Regions from separate parts of the Mus musculus genome. Here regions 1 and 3 are each linked to region 2. Evidence: chromatin loops called from intact Hi-C (ENCODE). Cell type or tissue: left cerebral cortex. All regions are shown on one strand. Region 1 holds the start of Med29 (mediator complex subunit 29). Region 2 holds the start of Pak4 (p21 (RAC1) activated kinase 4). Region 3 holds the start of Plekhg2 (pleckstrin homology domain containing, family G (with RhoGef domain) member 2).

Region 1 (8,000 bases), 210 kb before region 2:
CAAAATCGGCCTGCCTCTGCCTCCCAAGTGCTGGGATTAAAGGTGTGCACCACCACCACCCGGCCATGCCCACCTTTTTAATGTGGGTGTTAGGAATAAAACCTTTCCAATCACACTACAGCCTAGGTGTTACTGCCCACATCTCTCACAGTCCTGGCCTAGGCTTTATCACGTCTGCTTCTCGGTCTGCTCATTCAGGTCTCCTCAGTTTTGCCCTACCCCCAAGAGCTGAAGCCTTAAACTCATATCAGTCCCTAGTAAGGAAGCATAGGTCCCCATACCCTCCTCTCAGGCCCTGTCCTTGTTGCCCTTCTGGCCAGATTGTCAGGTGGAATTCCATGTTCCACCAGCAACCTTCTGTGAGTCACTCTCTCACATGCCCCTGGGCTTCCTCACCCCACAGAGCTTGACCACTCTGATCCAGGCTGTGTCATCACAGCCTTGACCACTCTGAGCTGTCCATCTTTGGTCTTGTATTTGTCATTCCACTGAACTAGCAGCTCTGTGAGGGTGACAATCAGGATAGATTTCGCCCCCAGCTTCAACTGAAGCGCATGTCTAGCACAGAGGAAGTGACCGCTGGCTGAAGCTGGGCATGGGGGTGCATGTCTGTGATCTTAGTACAACCAGGCCTGCTTGGTCTATAGACCTAGTGCTGGGAGAACCTGGCTACTAAGTGATACTATCTCAAACTGTTCTTATGGTGAACTAAGCAGAGCTTAGTCACAATGGCTCTAGGGAGCTCCTCACCAAGCAGAGTTCCAGCTGATCACAGAGTGCGTAAAACTCCTCCAAACACTTGTCAAAGCGCTGCAAGGGTGCGTCACTGCTCTTCCTACGGCCAGAGAGAAACAGTGTGAGGAGGGAAGTGACTTCCAAGTTGAAACATCTGTATGTAGATAATCAAGTGACCACCCAAATCCTAAAGCCAGGCCCAGGGGAATCCAGGTAGGGCTTAAAAAGGAGGGGGTGGGGCAGCAGGGGAGGGGTTTCTATGGTTGAGGCAGAGAAGACAGAAGTCCACTTACTGTCCATTGTCAATGTTAGTGTTCTGAATCAGATTCTGGGCTGCAACCTTCATCAAAGTCTAGTTTTAAAAGGACACAGAGAGAGAGAGAGAAGTAAGATACAGGAGATGAATGTGCACAAACAGGATAACTCTGTGTTGAGAGTCACAGGCCTTTTCCGCTTACACCTCCATCCTGATGCTAGAGACTAAAGCTCACTACCACCCCCATAGCAGTCTTCCCCCGCCTCCATCCCTCCCTCCTTCGTTCCTTTTTTTGTTTGTTTGTTTTTTGAGGCAGGGTTTTTCTGGGTAGCCCTGACTGTCCTGGAACTCACCTCAAACTCAGAAATCCGCCTGCCTCTGCCTCCCAGGTGCTGGGATTAAAGGCGTGTACCACCGCGCCCGGCCTTTCTAAAGGACTTTATTCTTATAAGAGTACACTGTAGCTGTCTTCAGACACACCAGAAGAGGGCATCAGATCTCATTACAGATGGTTATGAGCCACCATGTGGTTGCTGAGATTTGAACTCAGGACCACTAGGAAAAGCAGTTAGTGCTCTTAACTGCTGAGGCAACTCTCTAGCCCCCAATCTCCCTGTAATTTTTCAGTAACCTGCTCTCGTTTGGAATTACCACTAATAGCTTCCTGGACATACCCTTTATCTAGTCATCATGGACTGAAATGACACTTAGGCCGTACTTCTGCACGGAACTTAACCAGAACGGTTTCTCTTTTTACTCTTCTCCTCCTGCCTCCCCCACTTCCATCTAGTTTTTTGGGACAGGGTTTCTCTGTGTAGCCAAGGCTGTCTTGGAACTCAAAAGATTTACCTTCCTTTGCCTCCAGAAGGCAGGAATTAAAGGCTTGCACTACCATACACAGTTAAAATTGTCATTCATGCTGGGCATGGTAGCGCACGCCTTTAATCTCAGCACTTGGGAGGCACAGGCAGGCGGATTTCTGAGTTCGAGGCCAGCCTGGTCTACAGAGTGAGTTCCAGGACAGCCAGGGCTATACAAAGAAACCCTGTCTCGAAAAACAAAAAAAAACAAACAAACAAAAATTGTCATTCATCCTCATCTCCTTTCTCTCCACAGGGTTTCACTATGTAGACCCTGGTCGGCCTGGAACTCTATAGACCAGACTGGCCTCGAGCTCAGATCCGTCCCCCTCTGCTGTCCCAGCACGGGGATTAAGAACGCGCCACCACTACAGCTGACCGGAGCTTCACTTTGGTTAGACACAAACACAACACAGCTAGTCTGTCTTCTCTTCCCGACCTACGATCTCTCCTTCAACAAACAGCCCCTCGGCGCTCGTCCCCGGAGCCCGCCCGCCCGCCAGCCAGCCCCTCTTGCTCCCCGCGCAGGGCCCATCACCTGGAGACTCTCCTTCAGTTGCGGGATGAGCATCTTGTAGCGCTGCACAGGATCGAAGTCCTGCTGCTGCTGCTGCAGGAGCCCGCTCTGGGCAGAACCCACCAACTGGGTCGGTTGTGGCTGTTGCTGGGGACCCGGACCCCCGGCAGAACCCGGGCCTGACACACCAGACGCAGAGGAAACCGCTGCAGCCTGTGGCTGGGGCGCAGCCATTTTCCTCCGCTAGAACGCCGGAAATGCGTCATAAATGCGTCTGCTCCGGTAGCTCCTCAGCTTTTTCAGTTGGCTGACCTCCTAGTTAGCCATGCCTTACCGACAGATTAGCCAATGGGAGAAGAGGATATGCATTTTTCTCCGCCCTCCCAAATCCGAGGCCATGAGTGGAATATCTTTTCGCCAATCATAAGAGGAGTTCCCCCACGGCTCCGCCCCTTCACCCACAGCTCGCCAATCACTGTGAAGGACTGACCAAACTCTATTTCCCTGAAGGCCTTGCGGCCAGGAGCGACCTGTCTAGTCTTCTGCGTCTTGGTAGCAGTCGGAGCGGGAGCTGCAAGTCTGTGTCCGACGCTGTCTGTGCTCTTACTTCAGTCACACCCGAGCCCTTCTCGTCGGCCCACTTCATCCCCTTTCCCCGCGGAGCCCGGCGTCTACGGGAGCCTGTCCTTGGATCCGGCGTCTCTCAAAGTCGGTACGCCACTCAGCGTCCGCCTGCGGCCAGCGAGGACGCCTACCGCGCCGCCGTCGCCTGGTCGCGATGGCGCCCACCATCCAGACCCAGGCCCAGAGGGAAGATGGCCACAGGTAGGTCTCCTGTCACCTGCCGCTTCATTTTGTTTTGTGAGCTGCAAGCTGGGGACTAGGCCGAGGGGGGCTGCTTGCGACATCACTGATTCCCTCAGGTCGGCCCCCGAGGTCGCGCAGCGCTCACCCCCGATGAAGGGGCGGTCCCCCCTGGGCTCTGCGGTCGCTTCCTGGTCCCCTGCTATTCAATTTCGGAATTGCACCTTGCGGGAGGGAGTCAGACCTCAGTCTCCTTCAGTGAAGCTTCTGGATTGCTCTCCTCAGGGGATTGAGCATCTGGCTTCATGCTTTATCACCATCATCACCATCACTCCTTCAGAAATTCGGGGGCCGGCCTTTCCACTCACATGGCCAACTCTTGACATCTCTCTCTCTCTCTCTCTCTCTCTCTCTCTCTCTTCTCCCCGAAACCAGGCCCAATTCCCACCGGACCTTGCCTGAGAGGTAAGCTCCCAGCTCCGTTTTCCAGGAGGGGTGGAACACGAACAGGGGAGGCGGTTAGGGGGCCTTTTTTGTGCTTTGGAGAATCTCATAAAGTGGCCCAGACTGGTCTTTGTGCCCCAGTCTCATGGGTGCCGGGATTGCAGCCTTATGTGCCCAGCAGCACAGGCCTAGGGTTGTGTGTGTGTGTGTGTGTGTGTGTGTGTGTGTGTGTTTAAATTGTACACACCTTAGCTCTGAGTGGCAGTCTAAAGACATTTCCTTAGGCTGGACAGCAGGCACTTTCACCTGCTGAGGTATCTTGTCAGCTTGAGGCAGGGTTTGTTTGTATGTAAGTACACTGTAGCAGTCTTCAGACACCCCAGAAGAGGGCATCAGATTTCATTGCAGATGGTTGTGAGCCACCATGTGGTTGCTGGGATTTGAACTCAGGACCTTAACTGCTGAGCCATCTCTCCAGCCCGTTTGTTTTTTAAAGATTTATTATATGTGAGTACACTGTAGCTGTTTTCAGACACCCCAGAAGAGGGGGTCACATCTTGTTATGGATGGTTGTGAGCAACGATGTGGTTGCTGGGATTTGAACTCAGGACCTTTGGAAGCCGCAATCAGTGCGCTTTTTTTTTTTTTAAAGATTTATTTATTATTATATATAAGTACACTGTAGCTGTCTTCAGACACAACAGAAAAGGGCGTCAGATCTCATTACGGGTGGTTGTGAGCCACCAGGTGGTTGTTGGGATTTGAACTCAGGACCTTCAGAAGAGCAGTCAGTGCTCTTAACCGCTGAGCCATCTCACCAGCTCTTCGAGCCTGTTTTTTAAAATTGTTACTACTACTCTTTCTTTTTTCAAGACCGAGTTTCTCTGTGTAGCTCTGGCTGTCCTGGAACTCACTCGCTCACTCTGTAGAGCAGACTGGCTTCAAACTCAGAGATCCACTGCCTCTGCCTCCCCAAGGCTGGTATTAAAGTGTGGGTACTATTAATTCTTTTGAGACAAGAGTTTCACTTTGTATCACTGACTGGTCTGGAACTCACTATGTAAACCATCACTAGCTTAAACTCTCAAGTGATTTGCCTGTCTCCCAAGTGCAGGGATTAAAGGCCTGTGCCACCAACTTAAGCCATTTATATTTTTAATTAGATGTGTAAGTATGTACATGTTTGTGTAGCTGCCTACAGAGGTCACAGGTGTCAGGTTCCCCTTGTTACAGGTGGTTGTCAGCAGCCTGATGTGGGTGCTAGGAACCAAACTTGGGTCCTCTGCAGAATAAATACTCCCTCTTAACTGCTGAAGTTATTTCTATAGGTCTGCAAGACCTAGTTCTGGGCCTCTGTTTTCTTAGGTCTGGAGTAGTCTGCCGAGTCAAGTACTGCAATAGCCTTCCTGACATCCCATTTGACCCCAAGTTCATCACCTACCCCTTCGACCAGAACAGGTAGGACTGAATTCAAGAATGGAAAAACTACTAAAAAATAGTTCATTGATGGCAAGGACTGCTTATTTCATTGCCTCAACCTTCCTCGGACTGGCACATAGGAGGTGCTCAGTAACTACTAATAGAGAAAGCAGTATGCAATACCCTTCTTACTCAGAAGTTGCCAATGCTGGACGCTTGCATTCAGAGTTCCTCTCCATAGAAGCTTAGCTTCTAGGAAGGGAGCATGTTGGGGCGTGAGGGTGGATCATAAAACTGTAACAGTCATGTTTTCCCTTCTAGGTTTGTTCAGTACAAAGCAACCTCCTTGGAGAAACAGCACAAACATGACCTCCTGACTGAGCCAGATCTGGGGGTCACCATTGATCTCATCAACCCTGACACCTACCGCATTGATCCCAATGGTGTGTGGGGAGACAGGGAGGGTCTGTTCCAGGCCAGCAAAGGCCAGGCCTGGGTATCCCTCATGGTCCTCCTGCCCCTTACCCCCTAGTTCTTCTGGATCCGGCTGATGAGAAGCTTCTAGAAGAGGAGATTCAGGCTCCCACCAGCTCTAAGAGGTGAGGTGGGTCCCACAGGTACTGGGTGGACTTTGTCAAGCATGGGACCCTGAGGTGCCTGGTTTTCCTCTTCAGATCCCAGCAGCATGCAAAGGTGGTACCGTGGATGCGTAAGACAGAGTATATCTCCACTGAGTTCAACAGATATGGCATCTCCAATGAGAAGCCTGAAGTCAAGTAAGTAACAAACAGGTGGGAAGGGGGCAAGACTTTAGCAATGTCCAGAGGCCCTTAATGACATTTTCTTCACTGCTAGGATTGGGGTTTCTGTGAAACAGCAGTTCACAGAGGAAGAAATATACAAAGACAGGGACAGCCAAATCACAGCCATTGAAAAGACTTTTGAAGATGCCCAGAAATCGGTAATTGGGGGGAATAGAATAGAGGCAAGAGTGTGGCTCAGGGTCTTCCTCTTTCTCACCCTTTTTGTTCTATCAGATCTCCCAGCATTACAGCAAGCCCCGAGTGACACCAGTGGAGGTCATGCCTGTCTTCCCAGATTTTAAGGTCAGACTCAGGGAAAGAGGCGGGGGTTGCTACTTGTGCCTGTCCAGTCCTTACTAACTTTAGTATCTTTCTATTTCCCAGATGTGGATAAACCCATGTGCTCAGGTCATTTTTGACTCAGACCCAGCCCCCAAGGACACAAGTGGTGCAGCTGCATTAGAGATGATGTCTCAGGCCATGATCAGGTCTGTGGTCTTGCTTTCTACCTTGTGTGCTCCTTGCTGCCTCTCCCATGTTTGAGTATTTTTGAGATGGGTTATGATCCTGTTGTCCTGGCTGACCTCTAGGCTCCTTGCATTCCTCCTGCCTCAATCTCTGGAATGTTGAATGTATAGGCATGTGTCACCACACCTAGCTTTGTTACTTCTTTGCTTTTGACCTTTGTACCCTCTTCTCCCCCAAACCAGGGGCATGATGGATGAGGAAGGGAACCAGTTTGTGGCTTATTTTCTGCCTGTGGAAGAAACACTAAAGAAACGAAAGCGGGACCAAGAGGAAGAGATGGACTATGCACCAGATGATGTGTAAGTGGGTTAGGGTTAGGGTCAGGGTCAGGTTTTAGAATTCAGAAGTATGTCTCCTCCTCATGAATCAATGGGCTGTGTATCTTCTTCCCAGGTATGACTATAAGATTGCTCGGGAATACAACTGGAATGTGAAGAACAAGGCCAGTAAGGGCTATGAGGAGAACTATTTCTTCATCTTCAGAGAGGGTGACGGAGTTTACTACAATGAGCTGGAGACCAGGTACTCGGCACTGTTTCATGACTTTGGCCCTTTGTGGTCCCCCCCCCCCTTTTTTTTGAGACAGGGTTTCTTTGTGTAGCCCTGGCTGTCCTGGAACTCACTTTGTAGACCAGGCTGGCTTCGAACTCAGAGATCCGCCTGCCTCTGCCTCCCAAGTGCTGGGATTAAAGGTATGCACTACCACGCCCCCCTCTCCCCCCTTTAAAGACCATGCTAGGACAGCTACAGCGTACTTACATATAATAAATAAATAAATAAATCTAAAAAAAAAAAAAAAAAAAAAAAAAGAGAGCAGCAGGAGCCTGCTTATAAATGTAGGCTGGACCTGGCTGTGGTCTTAATGCCATAAACCAGAAAGAAAATTTTCACATAATGCAGGATATAAATCTAGTCATTTTTCTCACACATGATAGGCAAGTGCCCTCCTGTATGATACATTCCTAGTCTCAACAGTTTTTTTTTTTTTTTAAAAGATTTATTTTATTAATATATGTAAGTACACTGTAGCTGTCCTCAGACACTCCAGAAGAGGGAGTCAGATCTTGTTGCGGATGGTTGTGAGCCACCATGTGGTTGCTGGGATTTGAACTCTGGACCTTCGGAAGAGCAGTCGGGTGCTCTTACCCACTGAGCCATCTTACCAGCCCGTCTCAACAGTTTTAATAAGCTTTTTGTATGTGACATGTTTATGTTCATGCGTGCACATACTGGAGCCAGAGGTTGCAATCAGTTTTCCTTTGTTGCTTTTATTTTGTGTGCATGTATGCATATGTATATAGTCATATGCATGACCTGGCATGCACTTGGATGTTAGAGGATAACTTGGGGCAAGAGTTATTCTTTCCTGTTCCACCATGACACTTTACCAACAGAACCATCTCCTATACCCTTCAGCAGGTTTTAAATACTTGACACAACTTCAAAAGTGTGCCCTTGTTGTGTGACCTCAGAACCTTTCTCTGAGGGCTGAAAGCTAACTTGTCCTAGTGCCAGTGGTTCAATATGGCTCTGATCCTGTTGTCTGGCTGGAGATGTGAAAACAGGCAGTGGCATCACCTTTAGTGAGTACTACAATACAGCTGCAAGTCCACTGCTCTTCTATTTAAAATCCA
Region 2 (8,000 bases):
GCTACTGCCGCCGCCATGTTGAATCCCCAATGAACATCCGGGGCCTCCCCTACTCCTCGCCGCCCACTAGTCCCCATGGCAACGGAGCTGACCGGGTGATGGGCGGGGCCTACTCGGAGGCGGGGCAGCGAGCCGGGCAGGGTTCCCTAAAACCACTGATTGGTGCGAGTGGCCCAATCGGAGACCGCTAGGTGGAGAATGAAGAGCAGAGATTGGGAAGTTTTGAAAAGGTGCGGGATCGTTGACTCCCCGCCCACTCCGCCTCTTAAAGGGGAAATAACGACTTTCGCGTGGCAGAGTCCCACGGGCTCCCAAAAAAGTAAAGTGGAATACGAGAACATAAAGGCCAGAAACAGTTCTTAAGCACTTATTATGCCTTTGTTAGCACGCGACTAGTTCTGCTGTAAACTGTTAACACAACCCTGTTGTTGTAACACCCATTTTACAGGTAAACAAGCTAATAGGATGCTAGTTGGTTTATGACTACTGAAAGCAAGTTTTGAATGAAGCTCTGTCCGAATCTGGAAATCTGACACTATTTGATCTTAATCTTTTAAATAAGTTTTTTTTTTTTTAAGTCAGTCAATCACGAGTGTGTGAGATGCATCAGTGGATAGAAGGCGCTTGTTGCCGAGCCTGAAGTTTGATCTCCTGGACCCACACGGTAGAACTGATTCCCAGGAGTTGATCTGTAGCCTCCACAAGAGAGCCATAGACATAAAATAGAGGGATAAGTGTAATTAAGTGTTTTTAAATTAATCAAAATGGAAAACACAGCGGAAACAAAGCCCATAAACTAATACACCCTTCCACCTATGGGTTCATTAGGTCTTACTGAAAAATTTAAAAATGCTTTCTCATCAAGGATTTTGAGGGTTTTATTTGTTTATTTGGGTATCAGACACTGAACTTAGGGCTTTTATACAGGACAGGCAAGCAGTAGTACTAGGGAAGTCCCCGGCCCTAGAGAATTCTAGGCAAATGCTTTCCCCAGCTGAGCCCCTTGGGAGACTGAGGCTACAGGTTTTCCCAAACAGGCTTTCTCTGGTTCTTTTCACGGGCTTTTTCTTCTGTCTGGAAGATTCTCTTCTTTAAGCATCCTCCTGACTCCCAGGGTTCCTTTGGGTTTTTCCTCAAACATTATGTTCTCTAAGGGGCAAAATGTCCTACCTTGTGCTATTAAATCCTTTGCCAGCTTCTGGCAAAGCTTCCTTTCCTTTGCCGCCTGTGGTTTTGTGTTTGGCTGGCTGGTTTTGGTTTCGTGAGACAGGGTCTCAGGACGTAGCCCAGGCTGACCTTGAACTATGCTTTTTGCTCGTAGCCAGAGCCTTGATATTATTGGTATGTAAATGCTCAGTACATATTTATAAAAGGGGTGGCTGACTAAAAGGTAATTCCACCCTCCAAAGATTCACTTAAATGATGCTTGCCTGTGTGCTTCACCTGCACACTGCCAGGCACACCGCAGGCATTCTGTTAACATGTGCAAACCAAGAATGAATGAAGGGCTGCGGTTCAGGTCTCTGCTTGCCTTCTTTTCTCCCCATCATCCCTATCTCTCCCTTCAGCTTATGTCCACTTGAACTCAAGGCCTCCGATGCACTAAGAGAGTCTTTTAGCACTGGGATTACAGGCACGTGTCTCCTTACCATGCCTGGAAGAATGGTCTGAAATATATATCTTAAAAAAACGATTTATGGGGAGAACTGGAAGGAGTGGAGGGATGGGACACTGCAGTTGAGAAGTAATGTATGAAAGAAGAGTAAATAAATTTAAAAATTATTCCCGCTGGGCAGTGGTGGTGCACGCCTTTAATCCCAGCACTCAGGAGGCAGAGGCAGGCGGATTTCTGAGTTCGAGGCCAGCCTGGTCTACAGAGTGAGTTCTAGGACAGCCAGGGCTATACAGAGAAACCCTGTCTCGAAAAACCAAAGAATAAAAAATAAAATAAATAATTATTCCCCACCCCAGAAAAATAAGTAGGTTTAAAGAAATATTCCCCATCCCTCTGTGTGTGTGTGTGTGTGTGTGTGTGTGTGTGTGTACCCCTCTGCGTGTGTGTGTTCTCAGAGGCTAGAAGAGGGCCTCTGAAAAAGCAACAAGTGCTCTTACGGACGGAGCCATTTCTCCAGCCCCAGAAAAATACCTTTTAAAACTAAGACTATATACATCATCAGTGACTCTTGATGTCAATAAATATTCTTCAAGAAGATTAATCTTGGGGCTGCCTAAGAAGCCATCCTACTAATTGACTCTAATTTGCTCAGCCACACTTTCCTCATTGAGCTCCTGTGCTGTGGTACACAGTTTGCTTTTAGAAACCATCATCCACAAAAATAAAAAAAACAAGCCCAAGCAGCTACATAATTGTTTCCTTTGAATACACGAGTGATGGGCTAGAGGAAATGTGAGCGAGTTCACCTTATCTTCTAAACTCTGAGTGTGGGGTCGGGAGCTGGGGATTGAGCCCAGGACTGTAAGAGAATCTTGACTGGTTCTGAATAAGTGAGGCACACTCTCAGCTCCTGAAGAACTGTTTGCTTGTATTTGGTTTTGTTTTAGACAAAGTCTCATGCAGCCCAGGCTCATGCCTGGAACTCAGGATGTAGCCAAGGATGACCTCCAGCTGATGATCTGTCTGCTCCCACATCCCTCGTGTTGGGAAGACAGGGGTGACCGCCATTGCCTCCCTAGAGATACAAACCACTTGTAGCAACGATGCTACAAGAGGCAGTGGGTGCTCTATACTCTCTCTCCCTTTCTCTCTCCCTCTTCCTCTCCCCCTCCTCTCCCCCTCCCCACCCCCCTGTCTTTCTTTTCTCCCTAGGTTCTTTTTTTTCCAAGACAAGGTTTCTCTGTGTGGCCCTGGCTGTTCTTGAACTTGCTCTGTAGACCAGATAGGCCTCAAACTTAGAAATCCACCTGCCTCTGACTCCCGAGTGCTGGGATTAAATGCGTGCCCCGCCATGCCCAGCTATTCTGAACATTTTTACGAACCTGGAATTTTATGCTAAAGTGGAATTATTGGTTTCTAGTTCACCCTAGAGACCAAAGTTGGGAGAATTCTAGGTGCTCGTTCATTCACCGGCTGCCCTCTGCTGCCTCCCTATGGTCGGGGACACACATCGCAAGATCATACAAGGGATTCATCACTTTGGCCTGTATTCTCACCGGTGTTTAAACACTCTTGTTGTTCACACTTTGGCCTGCATTCGAAGTATTCTCACCGGTGTTTAAACACTCTTGTTGTTTTTCCTCTTTCTTTATATTTGCTTGTTTTGCCTGTGTATGACTGTGTACCAGAGTGAGGGGGACAAAGAAAATGTTCTCTGTTTCTTCTGTGTGATTCCCAGGATTGAATTCAGGCCATTGAGCAAGCGCCTTTACACGCTGAGCTATCTCCCCAGCCCCCTTAATAGATTTTAAACCGAGGTCTGACTTCAAAACCTATGCTCACACTGGCTCAATAAATATATACACTGAGCACTCGCTGTGAGCCAATCACATTGAATAATGATAATGCCAACATTGACAGAGTATGCAATGCGGCAGGCCATGTAACATACACTCCCTTAGAATTTGCAGTAGGGTTCTCCCAGGAAGATGTAAAATTAACATCTGTCTCCACGCAGGGATGGTGCATGCCAACAACCAATGGAATGACTCACGCACGTTTATTAGGGGTTATTTATGGGGCTGTGGAGAGCTACAAATGACTGCACCCCCTCCCAAGAACACCTCCCCCCCACCCCGTTCATTTACTCCCCAAATGGTACAAATCAGGGCTTAGACCGCCACCTAGTGTTAGAACAGCAAACTTCAGGGCCTGGGTAACAACCAGACTCTAGGAAAAATTTGTGTTTATTTCTTGGCCCTTAAGAAAGGGTGCTGTTGGTGTCGGCAGAAGCTGTTTGAGCCTGGGAAGGTTGGCTTGTCTTACTGCAGTCTGTCATGAAGAACTGCTAAATGGTGGCTTGAAAGACAAAGTTATTTCAGCTAAGATTTGGAGGGCTGTTATCACTGAAGTCCTCACAAAAATCCATATGCACTATTGATATTCCCATTCAAAAGGCGTGAAAATTAAGGCACAGAAAACGTACATAATCCCCAAATCACACAGGCATTCTGATTTCAAATGTCTAGACTTCTAATCACTTCTGGTCCCCTCCCGACCACCGGAAAAATAACATAAATAAAATTTAAAAACATAAAATAAAATGATGAGGACTAGAAAGTTCTGTGCTGTCAAATAATCCCACGTGGCCATAAAAAGAACATGTAGAGATGAAGATGCAATTTACCTGGAGGGTGTTTGCCTGGAGTCTGTCAGGGAGGGGACTAGGGATGGGTAGAGCCCCCAAGAAGAATCCCCCAGTGAGGGTCTGGGTGTGTGGCCCAGTGGTAAAGCCCCTGCCTAGAATCCCCAGTGAGGAGTTGGGGGCATGGCTCAGTGGTGTAGCCCCTACCTAGAATCCCTCAGTGAGGAAGGGGCTGGTACTCTGACTGACCTGTGGAGCAAATAGACTGGGCTGGTTGAAAGAAGCCATTTTCTAAAGGTCGGTACTGCATAGCTCCATTCCTAGTATCGTAGGAAAGGCAAATCTAATCGATAATGACCACATTAGATTAGTTGATGCTAGAGGCTGATGGGAGTGGGGTTGCTGCAGGGGAATCTGAGCGATAGAAATATTCTCTCACAAGCAAGGGCACGGGGCCACCTCTGTGTAATCCCAGCATCCAAAAAGTGGAGGCACAGGGATCAGAAGTTCAAGTCCACCCCCAACTATATCACGAATTCATGGCCAGCCTGAGCTACATGAGAAACAAAACCAGGAATCTCCCTCTAGTCTCAGCCTAGAACACAATGATCCCCCTGCCTCTGTCTTCATGAGTGGAGTCATGAGTCAGCACACCCTGCTTCATTTTTTCTGCTTATATTCACTAATCGATCCGATGGGGATCATCCCTCCACCCAGTGTACCCATCCACACCAGTTGCTCAAATTGGTCACTTAGGTGCCACGTTGGTTATCAGATCAACTGTTGGGGTGTGGAGTACAGGTGGGCTCGTGCCCCTCACCTCATTATGCCACAGCCTTGCAGGGAAGGAGGTCCAAGGGAGGAAGGGAACTGTGGCTGATATAACGGAGGGTGGTTTGTCAGCTGCAGCTTGATGCTTTCCAAGGGAAGAGATACAAATGTTGCTTCTGGGTAGGAGTGGCCTGCGTGGGGCTGGAGAGATGAGCGTACATTGTTCTTGTAGAGGACTCCAGTTGGGTTCCCAGCACCTATGTCTAGCTGCTTGCAGTTAACTCCTGCTCCTGGGAATCTGATGCCCTGTTTTGACCTCCTCTGGCACTTGCTCACACAGTTGGCACTCACTTACACAGGTAAACATAAAAACAAAGAAAATATAAAGGCGCGAGGGCACGGGGAAGAGGGACAGAGAGGGGGAGAGGGCGGGTGCTGGAGAGCAGGCTCAGTGGTTCACAGTACTTACACACAGAGACACATTCATAGCCATATCTCTCATTGTTTACTAATCCGTCTTAATATTACTGTGGAGATGGAACTAGACACAATTAGCTGCCCTGCTTTAAAGGTGAACAGTCTAATAACTGTATGCATGGGCTGAAGAGATGGTGCAGCAGTTAAGAGCACTGACTGCTCTTCCAGAGGTCCTGAGTTCAAATCCCAGCAACCACATGGTGGCTCACAACCATCCTTAATGAAATCTGATGCCCTCTTCTGGAGTGTCTGAAGACAGCTACAATGTACTTAGATACAATAATAAATAAATCTTTTTTTTAAAAAAAGTGTATGCGTGTATGTGCAGGAGTCCCTGGAGGCCAGCAGAGGGCAATGTAAGCCCCAAAACTTGAGTTACAGGAGGTAGTAAGCCACCATGTGAGTTCTGGGAATTGAACTCAGGTCCTCTGTTCCATCTTTCCAGCCCTAATAATGAACATTTCGACAAAGAAATCAGGCAAACAATCCTATTCACAATGGCCTCCAGAAAAACAAACAAACAAAACAGGAGTAAATCTGTGAAAATTATTTACAAAGAAACCTTTAAAGACACTAAAGGAGGAAAATGAGGGAGGGGTGAGGAGCTGCAGGGACTTCCGTGTTCACAGATTGGCACCATTGCTGCTGGGAAAATGGATATATTACAAAAAGTAATCTTCAGAATCAATGCAACCCCCATAAAAATCCCCACCACGTTCTTCACAGAGATAAAGAAAAACCAAACAATAACCCAGCACTGGAGAGTTGGCTTAGTGGTTACGAGCACTGGCTGCGGCTCCAGAGGACCTAGGTTCAAGTCCCAGCACTCAAGCGGCACTTTTCGACTGTCTATAGCTCACGTTCCAGGGGATCTGCTTGTATGTAGTACACAGACACACACGCAGGCCAAACACTCATACACAGAAGAAAAAAAGCAAAACTTTTCAAAGAGGCTCCCAAACCACCAAACAACAAAACCACAAACAAATGTACTATCATATAAGATTTTAATCATAAAAGAAAGCCAGGCGTGAGGGTCCTGTGGGAACTCTTTTATCTTTCCAGTTTTCTTCGAGAACCAGTTCCCAAGTTAAAGCTTATTTTTAAAAATGAAAAGAAAGCACAATAGAGATGGTAACGCGGCCATGTTCGTTTCAGCGAGCAGGAAAAAACAGGTCACAAACTCTCCTGAGACCCATGATAACATTTCCGTGCTCAGCGATTCCTTCCTAAACCTCAGGATCTTCCATGCAGGGCACATGGACCAGATATGGCAGCATGGCCTCCTGGGTGTGGGTTTCCCTCTCACCAGGCTGTGGCTCCCGTGGTTGGCCTTTCTGAGAGTCACCTGGAGAAGAGGCCCCGCTGTTCTGTGTGAGGCTCTGGAATGACAGGCTGAGCTAAACATGGAAGTGTCCCTTCTGGTTCCCTTCTTCAGATACCCAGCAGTATGCACTGGGCACCTAACTATGGACCAGTGGCCTGGGCTGGGGAAGCAACAGAATCCAAGAAATCCCTGTGGTTCCTGGAGTTCCAATTGTAAAGTTGTCATAGAACAGATAAACATACGTCTACATGGTGAGTATGTATGTGTCCTGAGAGGGGTATGGTGGTGTGGTGCACGGCCCTACACGCCAGCACTTGATTGAGGTTACCTTGAGATACACAGACCTTGTATCAGCAAACTGAAATAATAAAAAATAAAAATAAATAAAAAGGCAGCTAGCAGGCTGGAAAGATGGCTCAACAGTTAAGAGCACTGACCGCTCTTGCAGAGGACCCAGGTTCGGTTCCCAGCACCCACAGGGTGGCTCATAACTATCTGTAACTCTGGTCTCAGGGAGGAATCTGATACCCTGATAAGAAATTAGCCTCCATGGGCACCAGGCATGCTCATAGCGCACAGATATACATATAAGAAAAACATTCATACACATAAAATAAAAATAAATAAAAAAGGGGCAGCCAGGAATAATGGCTCATGCCTATAATTCCATCTCAGGAGAGGCTGGGGGAAGAAGATCACTAGATCAAGGCTAGACTGTGGGGAAGGGAAGAGATGATATGTCACTTGTCATGACAAAAAAAAAAAAAAAAGGAAATTGGAGTGTTTGTCAGTGATTGGGTATAGAAAAAGAAATCAGATATGGAGTTGAAAGGAAGGAAGGAAAGCAAGATGGGAGGGGAGGGGAGGAGAAGAGAAAATACAGGTTAGCGATAAGCTTCTAATGCCATTCAAGGCTGCCTCCCACAGGCTCCTCCTCTACATACAGATGAAGAAACAGAGGTTCACAGAGGACCATGGCCTGCAGTCATCACCCAGGAAGTGGCAAGCTGGGCTCGGCCCCCTTGCGCTGCCTGCCTGCAGGCCTTTGCCCTCTGTGGGCTTTCCCTGCCAGGCAGGTCCACAGCTTACACAGAGGCATCCTGTGGTACCTCAGCAGTTCTGTGGCTCCACAGCCTTGAGCTGGCCCTCCACAACATGACTTCGCC
Region 3 (8,000 bases), 230 kb before region 2:
CTATTCAGCCTGATAACCCTGGCATGGCTGGCATGTCGTGACCTAGGGAGTGACACCACAGCCCTGGGAAAGGGGGTGTTGGTAATGCCCAACTAACTTAGGCAGCTTAGAATGTGTTGTAAGCCAGGGAGTGGTGGCACTATCCTGTGATCTCAGCTATTTGGGAGGCAAGGAAGGGGGACAGAGAGTTCAAGATCACTGTGGGCTACTTAGTGAGATTCTGGTCTTAAAGCAGCAGCAGCAGCAGCAGCAGCAGCAGCAGCAGCAACAGCAACAACAACAACAACAACAGAGAAGAGCTGAAGACATAGCTCTGGACGCTGAGGCAGGAGGATCTCAATTTTGAGGCCAGCTTGAACCACACCAGGAGACCCTAGGTGTGGTCGTACATGCCCGTAATTCCAGCACTGGAGAAGTGAGGGCAGGATAATGAGCTCTGTATCTTCATCCACCGAGCAAACTCCAAGCCTTGTTAGGAGAGGCTCTGTTTGTCTCAAATAATAAGACAAATTTAAAAAGCTTCTCTTTTACTGGGTGGTTGGTGGCGCACACCTTTAATCCCAGCATAACAGAAAGCAGAGGCAGGCAGATCTCTTGAGTCTGAGGCCAGCCTGGTGCACAGAGTGAGTTCTAGGGCAGCCAGGGCTACACAGAAAGACCATGTCTTGACAGCTCCATTCCCCCTAAAAGAGCTTCTCTTGGGATTCTGAGATGCTACACTTGGGCCCCAGTGTCTTCTTCACTAGGGCAAACAACCAACTAGGTTTGTCCAGAGCTCAGGGTGTCCTAGGCTCACAGAAGTGCAGTAGTAATTTGGGACTGGACATTCAGACTGGAGGTCTGAGAGCCCAACATGGCATCTGTATGGTTCTATACTTCTTCCCACGCTAGGTCCTCACTGTCCCCATCATGTCACCACACTTCCCATGCCAGCCCACACAAGGCCACTGACTAAGAGGCACTCAGGCTAGTGTTAGGCCACAGCCCCTCCCCTGCCACAGCAGCCAGTCCCCTTGTGGTCCCCTTCCTGTCCCTCACCTGCTAAACTCATAGATGTCCTCGATGTTGGCAAACAGTGTGCCCACCTGCTCCATGTTCAGCCCCAGGGCCCTGCCATCCATCAGAGGGCCTAGGTAGTCCTGTGGGGATGACTGGTTACAGAAGCCGAGGGCCTGGCTTGGGTCCCCACTGTCTTCAGGTACCTGCCCACCTCACCTCCACGATGCTGCGAAGGTCGCGAACATACGCCCGCTCTGTCTCCACAATCTCCCTGGCCACTCGTTCCAGCCTGGAGGGTTTCACCGAACCCTGGATTCCCACAGGCAACAGGTGCAGGCGTATGGGGGGCTCCGGTAGGGGCTCTGGCCTGGAGGCTGAGCAGGCTGGAGATGGGTCCCCCTCGGAGCCCACAGTGCTCAACGAAGTGGAGCTGCCAGAACCCCTTGGAGAAGCCATGGTGGTGGCTGCCTGCGCTGCTGAGGTAGGGAGCAAGTGGTCAGGGCTTCCCAGACACACGGTCTTACGGTCCCCATGGTCACCCACACTCAGGTGACAGTCCCCACAGGTCTCTGCTCCACTCCTCTACTTCTCCAGTCTGATTCAGTACCTATCAATGCTCCTTCCTCTCTGGGACCTAAACCTCCAGTGCTTTTATTCACATCTTCCATCAACCACACCTATCGTTGTGAATCTGCCCAACTGACCTTGTCACTCACATAAGCACAGGCCCTTTATGTTCAAGTCCAAATTCCTCACACGCACGGGGCCCCATCTAATGCAGCCATGGTAGAACCCTTCACCCAGTTCCCTTTCCACCACTCAGCTCTCAACAGCCCCCCACCTCTTCACACTCAACTTTGTCCAGTTACTTAAAGGTGCAGCTGTGAGCCTCTGCACATACTGCTCCCTGCATGCAGAATTCTTCTTTGAGTCCAACTCCTTTCTCCTGAATTCTCAGCTTAGCAGTCTCCTCCGTGGTGACAGGGCTGGGCTATGTTGGCCATGCTCAGCACTAGGCCAGCTATAGAGGGATGCTCATTGTCCTGAAGGAAGGGACAAATGCCCACAGGCTCCACCTGTCTGGGCTGCTCACCTGTTGGAGTGTCACTCACTGCTGCGCAGTCGCAAACTTCACCTTGGTGGCCACACCCGAGCCTAAGGCTGGGTTTGGGCAGGCTCAATCCCCGGGCTCCCTCGGGCATGATTGAGTGGCACAACTCCGACCTACAGAAGAGACCCACTTCTTGGGAACTAGACTTCACCGGTCTCTCGGCCGCTCCTACTCACAGATAGGGTGCTGGAAGCTGATCTAAACTCAAGGAGGGGCCCCAAGAAGATACAAAGTGACAGGAAGAAGGGGCTGAGAATACAAGCCAAAGATGGAAAAAGGTTGAGACAAAGAACGAAGACAGCAAAAGTGCCTGAGTCTGCAAGTCCCATCTGTCTGGGGGCCCCCCTCCCAAGGCTCAGGGATCCTGGGAACTCTCAGGCTCAGGCTGAAGCTGAGGGCGAGGGGCAGGGCTGGGAAAAACCGTGGGCGGGAGAGGCCGCGGGGTCCCAGGGGAGGGCGGAGGCTGGGGGACCGGATGCCAGGGTCCTACAGACTGTTCCTTACCCCGCCCAAGACGGCGTACTGGGGCGCTGGCCCCGAGTCCTCCACCCAGCTCCAGTCGGTCCCTCGGCGCCCCAACCGCGGTCCCCACCGTTGGATTCTCCCCTGTGCAGTTGCAGCCCCCAACTCCAGCCGGCGCCTCCGCTACCCCCCGCCGGCACGCCCCCTCATTGTTCCGCTTCGGCGCCGCCCCCTCCCCCAGCCCCGGGCCCCTCGCTCCCCTCACCTCCCGGGGAGCCACGGGCCTTGGGGTCGGGAGTCCCGCGCGTCTGGACCGTAACGCGCGATCCCTGGGGAGGCTCACAACCCAGACTTAAGGTCGTGAACTTGGGGTTCTCGGACTCCAGAATCCGGGGAGAGTTGGGATCCGGAGTCCGAAGTCTCGGTGTTCTAAATAGAAGATGCTGCAACCCTCTACTCGAGTCTCAGACCAGGGCGCTGGGGACCCAAACTCCTCAGTCTTCTAGGTAGGGCTGTGTGTTGTCGGGAGCACCGGGATTCCAGAGTTTCCAGAACCCGAGGGGCAGGAGTGAAGTCACCTCCGGGAGGGACCGCAAGGACTGGCTAACTCCTCGGTCTCCTGGAGGTGATGGATGCTGCAGCCCTAAGTCGAGGCGCGAGGTCCTGTCCCCAAGTGGCTCCAGGAGGGGGTCTTGGACTCAGAGTTGGGACCCCGTGGGAAGGATGCACGGCCACAGATCCTACGGTCTTCGAAGCCGGGTACGGGACGGGCCTCCAGCCTCGGGGCTGACTTCCCGAGCCCCGGGCTCCTCCAGGAGGGGGCGCTGGACATCAGAGGTCCCGGCCCCTCTGCGGGAGCCGGGACTTGCGGGTCTCTTAAAACGCGGGACAGAGTTCCCGGACGCCTGGGCCCAAGACTATGAACGCCTCGGGCTCCGGGATGAGTGTCCTGGGGCTCTGGGGGCAGCGGCAACGCCGCATCTGGGGCGGGGAGAGTCGGGTCCCAGATGTGGGGCGGGGGGCGGCCGCCCAAGGCTTCTCCTCCCCTTTGCCGCCGCCGCGGCTCACATCCTGTTCCCGCCTGCTGGGGGGAGGGGCCGCCTTCCGGCACGCCCTCCCGTAAAGGCTTTTAAAATCCCCGCCCCCTACTCTGAATAATTGCAAGCAAGCGGTTCCAACGGCGAGTCACCGCCCACATTCCAAGAGCCTAGAGCCGGGAGGACTTTTTACCTTTTACAGCAAGGGCCCAGGAGGCGTGAGAATCTGGAATAGTCTCACACTCTTGTTCTTATTGGTCGATCGGCGGGCTTTATATTTGCATATGCAATGTTGGGCCGAGCCGTTCAACAAAGTCCTGCGACTACAACTGACTGAAGGACTTTGTGGCGCGAGGGTGCGGCCGGAGCTCCAGTGGCGCAATCGGTTAGCGCGCGGTACTTATATGTCAGTGCTAGGCGTAAGCGATGCCGAGGTTGTGAGTTCGATCCTCACCTGGAGCACTTCTTTTTTTAACTCATCTACCTCTTTTCTGGTGTTCTCTCATCAGTTTAGAAGTCTTCACATTTTATAATTTCAATCAAATGTTTTGGCTTGTTTGAGACAGGGTCTCACCATGTAACTCTCTGGCTGGTCTGGAAGTCATTATGTAGACCGGGCTGGCCTCGAACTCACAGAGAGCGCCTGCCACTGCCTCTGCCTCTGCCTCTGCCTCCCTAGTACTGGTATTAAAGACGTGCGTCACTGTACCCGGAAACTACAGAATTTTTGAAGAATGAACATTTCTTTGTGAATTTTTTGCAATGGTCTGTGGAACAGTCCCAAAGTTGCAGTTTCTATTCTGGTCGCCAGAGGGCAATAACGTCTCTTATTAGATGGCCTGGGCGTCAGATAAAATCCAAATCTCAGATCCCAGGGATGGATGGATGCTTACAACACACTCTTTATGGATATTTGTCTTCTACAGGTTTCTGAACAGATTTTTTTTTTTTTTTTTTTTTTTTTTACTGACCACTCACTAGGAACTGTATCCTCTGTCTCTGAGGACTTGACTTTTTACTAAGGAGACTGAGTACTGAAAGTCTACGAATTAAGTACTTTTTTTTAAAATTTGACTTTCCCTATGTTACCCAGACTGGCCTAAACTCCTGGCTCCCTCACCATCTGGGAGTGTAACTGTATCGTTAGATTAGCTACTGATAAGTATGGATAAGTAGGGTGGGATGCAGATTATCATAGCTGTCATGGATGGACTGTTTTTATTTTATGTGTATGGGTGTTTGGCCTGCAAGTGTGTCTGTGTACCATGTTCATGCTTGGTGTCCAAAGAGACTGGAGGAGGGCGGCAGATCCCCTGGAACTGCAGTTTCAGAGGGTTATGGTGCAGGGAATCAAACCAGGTGCTCTGTCAGAGCCGCCAGTGTTCTTAACTGCTGATCCATCTCTCCGGCCCCAGGGGAGATCTTTGAACAGACAGACACCTGGAGGAGGGGAAGGAGCCATGGGAACACCAGAGAGATGTTCCAGATAACACTCTAAGGCTGAAGATGGGTGTGTTCGTGGAGCAGGTGAGAAGAGGTGGGGGTGTGGAGATGCAGGCTGTTGGCTGTGGTGAGGATTTTGACCTTTGTGATTTGCCTCTGGTGTTCTAACAAGCTTCCGGGAGCAACTTACTACACAGGTCCTTTTAGAACTGGATACTAGTAAGGTGGGCTTTCGATGAGAGGGCCCTGGAGGCTGGAGTGAGCTGTAGTCTTGGCTGTGTCTCCGGAGCAGGTCTAAGGGGCTGGTGTCACAGCATTCCTAGTGTCCAAGGAGGCCAGGAGAGGACTCTGGATCCTGTGAAATTGGAGTTGTCACCTGTCATGTGGGTTCTTTGCAAGAGAAGCAAGCCCATTCTCTTAATCTCTCAGCCATCTGTCCAGGACCTGGAGAGGTTATATACTTAGACCAGGATTTTTTTGTTGTTGGTGGTGGGTTTTTTGTTTGTTTGTTTGTTCTTGGTTTTTTGAGACAGGGTTTCTCTGTATAGCCCTGAGCCCTGGCTGTCCTGGAACTCACTCTATAGACCAGGCTGGCCTCGAACTCAGAAATCTGCCTGCCTCTGCCTCCCAAGTGCTGGGATTAAAGGTCACTACTGCCGGGCTAGACCAGGGTTTTGCAGACGCTGAGCAGGCACTCTGTACTTAGCTACACCCCCAGCCCATGGTGAGTGAGTGAGTGAGTGAGTGTGTGTGTGTGTGTGGTGTGTGTGTGTGTGTGTGTGTGTGTGCACGTGGAACATGAGACTTTTTTTTTTTTTTTTAAGTTTTCGAGACAGGGTTTCTCTGTGTAGCCTTGGCAGTCCTGGAACTCAGTCTGGCCTGGAACTCAGAAATTTGCTTGCCTCTGCCTCCCAAGCGCGCCACCACGACCGGCTAACGAGAGACTTTTTTTTTAATTATTCTTTTTTTTCTTTATTTTGTTTATGAGTATACTGTCACTGTCCTCAGACACATCAGATTCCCATTGCTGTGGTTGTGAGCCACCATGTGGTTACTGGGAATTGAACTCGGGACCTCTGGAAGAGCAGTCAGTGCTCTTAACCACTGAGCCATCTCTCCAGCCCCCGAGAGACTTTTTAAAAGGCACCAGTGCCAGGGTAGTAGCTGTGTGCTTCTGTTTTCTAGTGTCCCTCCGTTTCTTCCTCTCAATGTCCAGTGCTTGCTTCTTACCTCTACCTTCCGGGTGCCTCGGGGAATTTTGAGTTTGTTTCCCTCACCCACCCCTGTTCTACATACCAGGGCCCGAGCTCGGTCTCACAAGGGAGGCAGTTTCCTGGGAGAGGAGATCAAAGGTCAGCAGAATGGAGTGAAAGAGAGGCAGGGTGAGAGGAAGAGTGAGGTTAAGAGTATACAGTTAGGAGGGAAGCAAAGGGTCTAGCAGGGAGGGCTACAGTGGGAGCTCATTTCAAAAACAAGCGGAACAAAAGTCTCAGGGGCTAAGAGACAGAGGGGAAACGGGGAGGAGCTACAGCAGTGGGTGGGAGGAGATGGGGAGAAGAAGAAAGAAAAGAGGAGGGCGGAGAGGGAGGAGGCTGCGAGGAGGGGAAGAAGCGGAGGAAAACGAAGAGGGGCGGGGCGCGGGCCCTGACGCGGGCAGCTTCCGGGCGCGGCCCGCCCAGCCTAGGCTGGCTGCCGTCGCGTCCTTTTTCCTTGTATGGTCGGACGACGAGGCTGCCCTACTCCTGCGCCCCGCGAGCCGAACCAGACGAAGTTCCGGAAATGCCCGATCGGGGTCTGCAGATGCTCGAATTCTGGCCAAGACTCTTAAAGTGTCTGGAGACTCCCAAGTTGCCTGGTGCGGGGGGCCGGAGATTCCAAATGGAGCCTAGAATTCTCACACGTCTTTAAAGCCTCTGTCCCAAACCGGGAGGGTTCATATCTATAATCCTAAACATTCATAGGGTTGAGGCTGGAGGATTGCCAGGAGTTGCTCGGGGTTCATAAGGATACCCAGTCTTCCCTTTTTCCCTGCCCTCCCCTACAAACAAACAAAAAGTCCATAAAGGGTGAGAGGGCTCAGCAAGTAAATGCGCTTGCCACGAAGGCATAAGACCTAGTTAGATCCCGGGACCCACTTTGTGGAAGAGACCCGATTCTTGACTAACACTACACATTTACAAGTCAGGCATGGTGATCTGAGCTTGTTATCCCAGCAGGAGGTTGCTGAGAGTTCAGATAAGTTTGAGCTAGGGTCGACTTTATTTAAAAAAAAAGTTAAACTAAAAAAAGTCCTCTATCAAGTCCGCCCAAGCTGTCTGCGCAGGGTTCAGAGTCCCCTAGGGCCCCCGGCTTTGGGTGACCCCTGACCCTGGCCGCCTGGGCTCGCCTTCCCGCACATTCCGTCCTCGCCGCCCCGCCCCACCCCGCCCTCCTTCCTTGGCCCTGTGGGGACGGAAACATCCCGTTCCTGCCCGAGCTGGGTCAAGAGCCGGAGGGACAGGACCAGAGCACCCCTTACGCCAGAACTAGCTCTCCTTGTTCCTACTGGGTGACCTCATCTCGCCACGCCTCCTCAGGTGAACACCCGGGCTGGTAACGTCACTTCCTGCCAGGTAAGCGCCCCCAGGCAGCACTGCTCACGGAAAGGTCTGGAGGTCAGTTTACCCACCATCACAAGGCTGTGAGCCGCGAAAAAGACAAATTTCATCTCAGTTCACACTCAAGATTTTATTTAAAAATTCCAACCCCCCCCAAAAAATAGACTTGTACGGTAGCAATATATTAATATATTATAGCATATACTTAATACAGTATCAGTTTTAACATTACAAAAAGAAAAACGGAGTAGACGACCCAATATATATAAATACTATAAAATCTTAATACAATAAATAAAGTCGTCATAAATAAAGGGCCCACTGGTTGGGGGAGAAGGGATTTGGCAATGG

What was found. A loop is a pair of places that touch in the nucleus more often than their neighbours do. Peaks named below come from ENCODE experiments on the same cell type or tissue, not always from the same donor. Only the 100,000 strongest peaks of a DNase experiment are listed, where the experiment ranks them.
Region 1: it touches region 2 in a loop (2.9-fold over the local background); 2 of 42 quality-filtered maps call a loop at or near these places.
Region 3: it touches region 2 in a loop (2.9-fold over the local background); 6 of 42 quality-filtered maps call a loop at or near these places.

The regions. Positions count from the first base shown.
Region 1 is chr7:28,390,062-28,398,061 of GRCm38, forward strand. Med29 (mediator complex subunit 29) reads right to left here and starts at 2,629. Exons shown (of 4, transcript NM_026042.3): 1 at 2,390-2,629; 2 at 1,029-1,087; 3 at 751-835. The coding sequence starts at 2,602. Paf1 (Paf1, RNA polymerase II complex component) reads left to right here and starts at 2,935. Exons shown (of 14, transcript NM_019458.3): 1 at 2,935-3,193; 2 at 3,608-3,637; 3 at 4,982-5,074; 4 at 5,357-5,478; 5 at 5,568-5,634; 6 at 5,710-5,811; 7 at 5,891-5,996; 8 at 6,073-6,141; 9 at 6,223-6,326; 10 at 6,549-6,665; 11 at 6,760-6,888. The coding sequence starts at 3,147. In left cerebral cortex, a CTCF peak has its summit at 4,004 (motif pointing right); a DNase peak (open chromatin) is centred at 2,776; H3K4me3 peaks cover 2,343 bases; H3K27ac peaks cover 1,066 bases.
Region 2 is chr7:28,598,130-28,606,129 of GRCm38, forward strand. It overlaps Pak4 (p21 (RAC1) activated kinase 4), which reads right to left and starts at 55. Exons shown (of 10, transcript NM_027470.3): 1 at 1-55. In left cerebral cortex, CTCF peaks have their summits at 200, 3,109 (motif pointing left), 3,822 (motif pointing left) and 5,837 (motif pointing right); DNase peaks (open chromatin) are centred at 133, 3,106 and 3,785; H3K4me3 peaks cover 471 bases; H3K27ac peaks cover 560 bases.
Region 3 is chr7:28,369,023-28,377,022 of GRCm38, forward strand. It overlaps Plekhg2 (pleckstrin homology domain containing, family G (with RhoGef domain) member 2), which reads right to left and starts at 3,640. Exons shown (of 19, transcript NM_138752.2): 1 at 2,838-3,640; 2 at 2,093-2,223; 3 at 1,216-1,475; 4 at 1,039-1,139. The coding sequence starts at 2,201. Zfp36 (zinc finger protein 36) reads right to left here. Exons shown (of 2, transcript NM_011756.4): 2 at 7,762-8,000. n-TIaat16 (a tRNA gene) reads left to right here and starts at 3,977; the gene lies at 3,977-4,071. In left cerebral cortex, CTCF peaks have their summits at 3,391 (motif pointing right), 4,385 (motif pointing right) and 6,805; DNase peaks (open chromatin) are centred at 3,422, 3,865, 4,348, 6,695 and 1 more place; H3K4me3 peaks cover 4,138 bases; H3K27ac peaks cover 3,689 bases.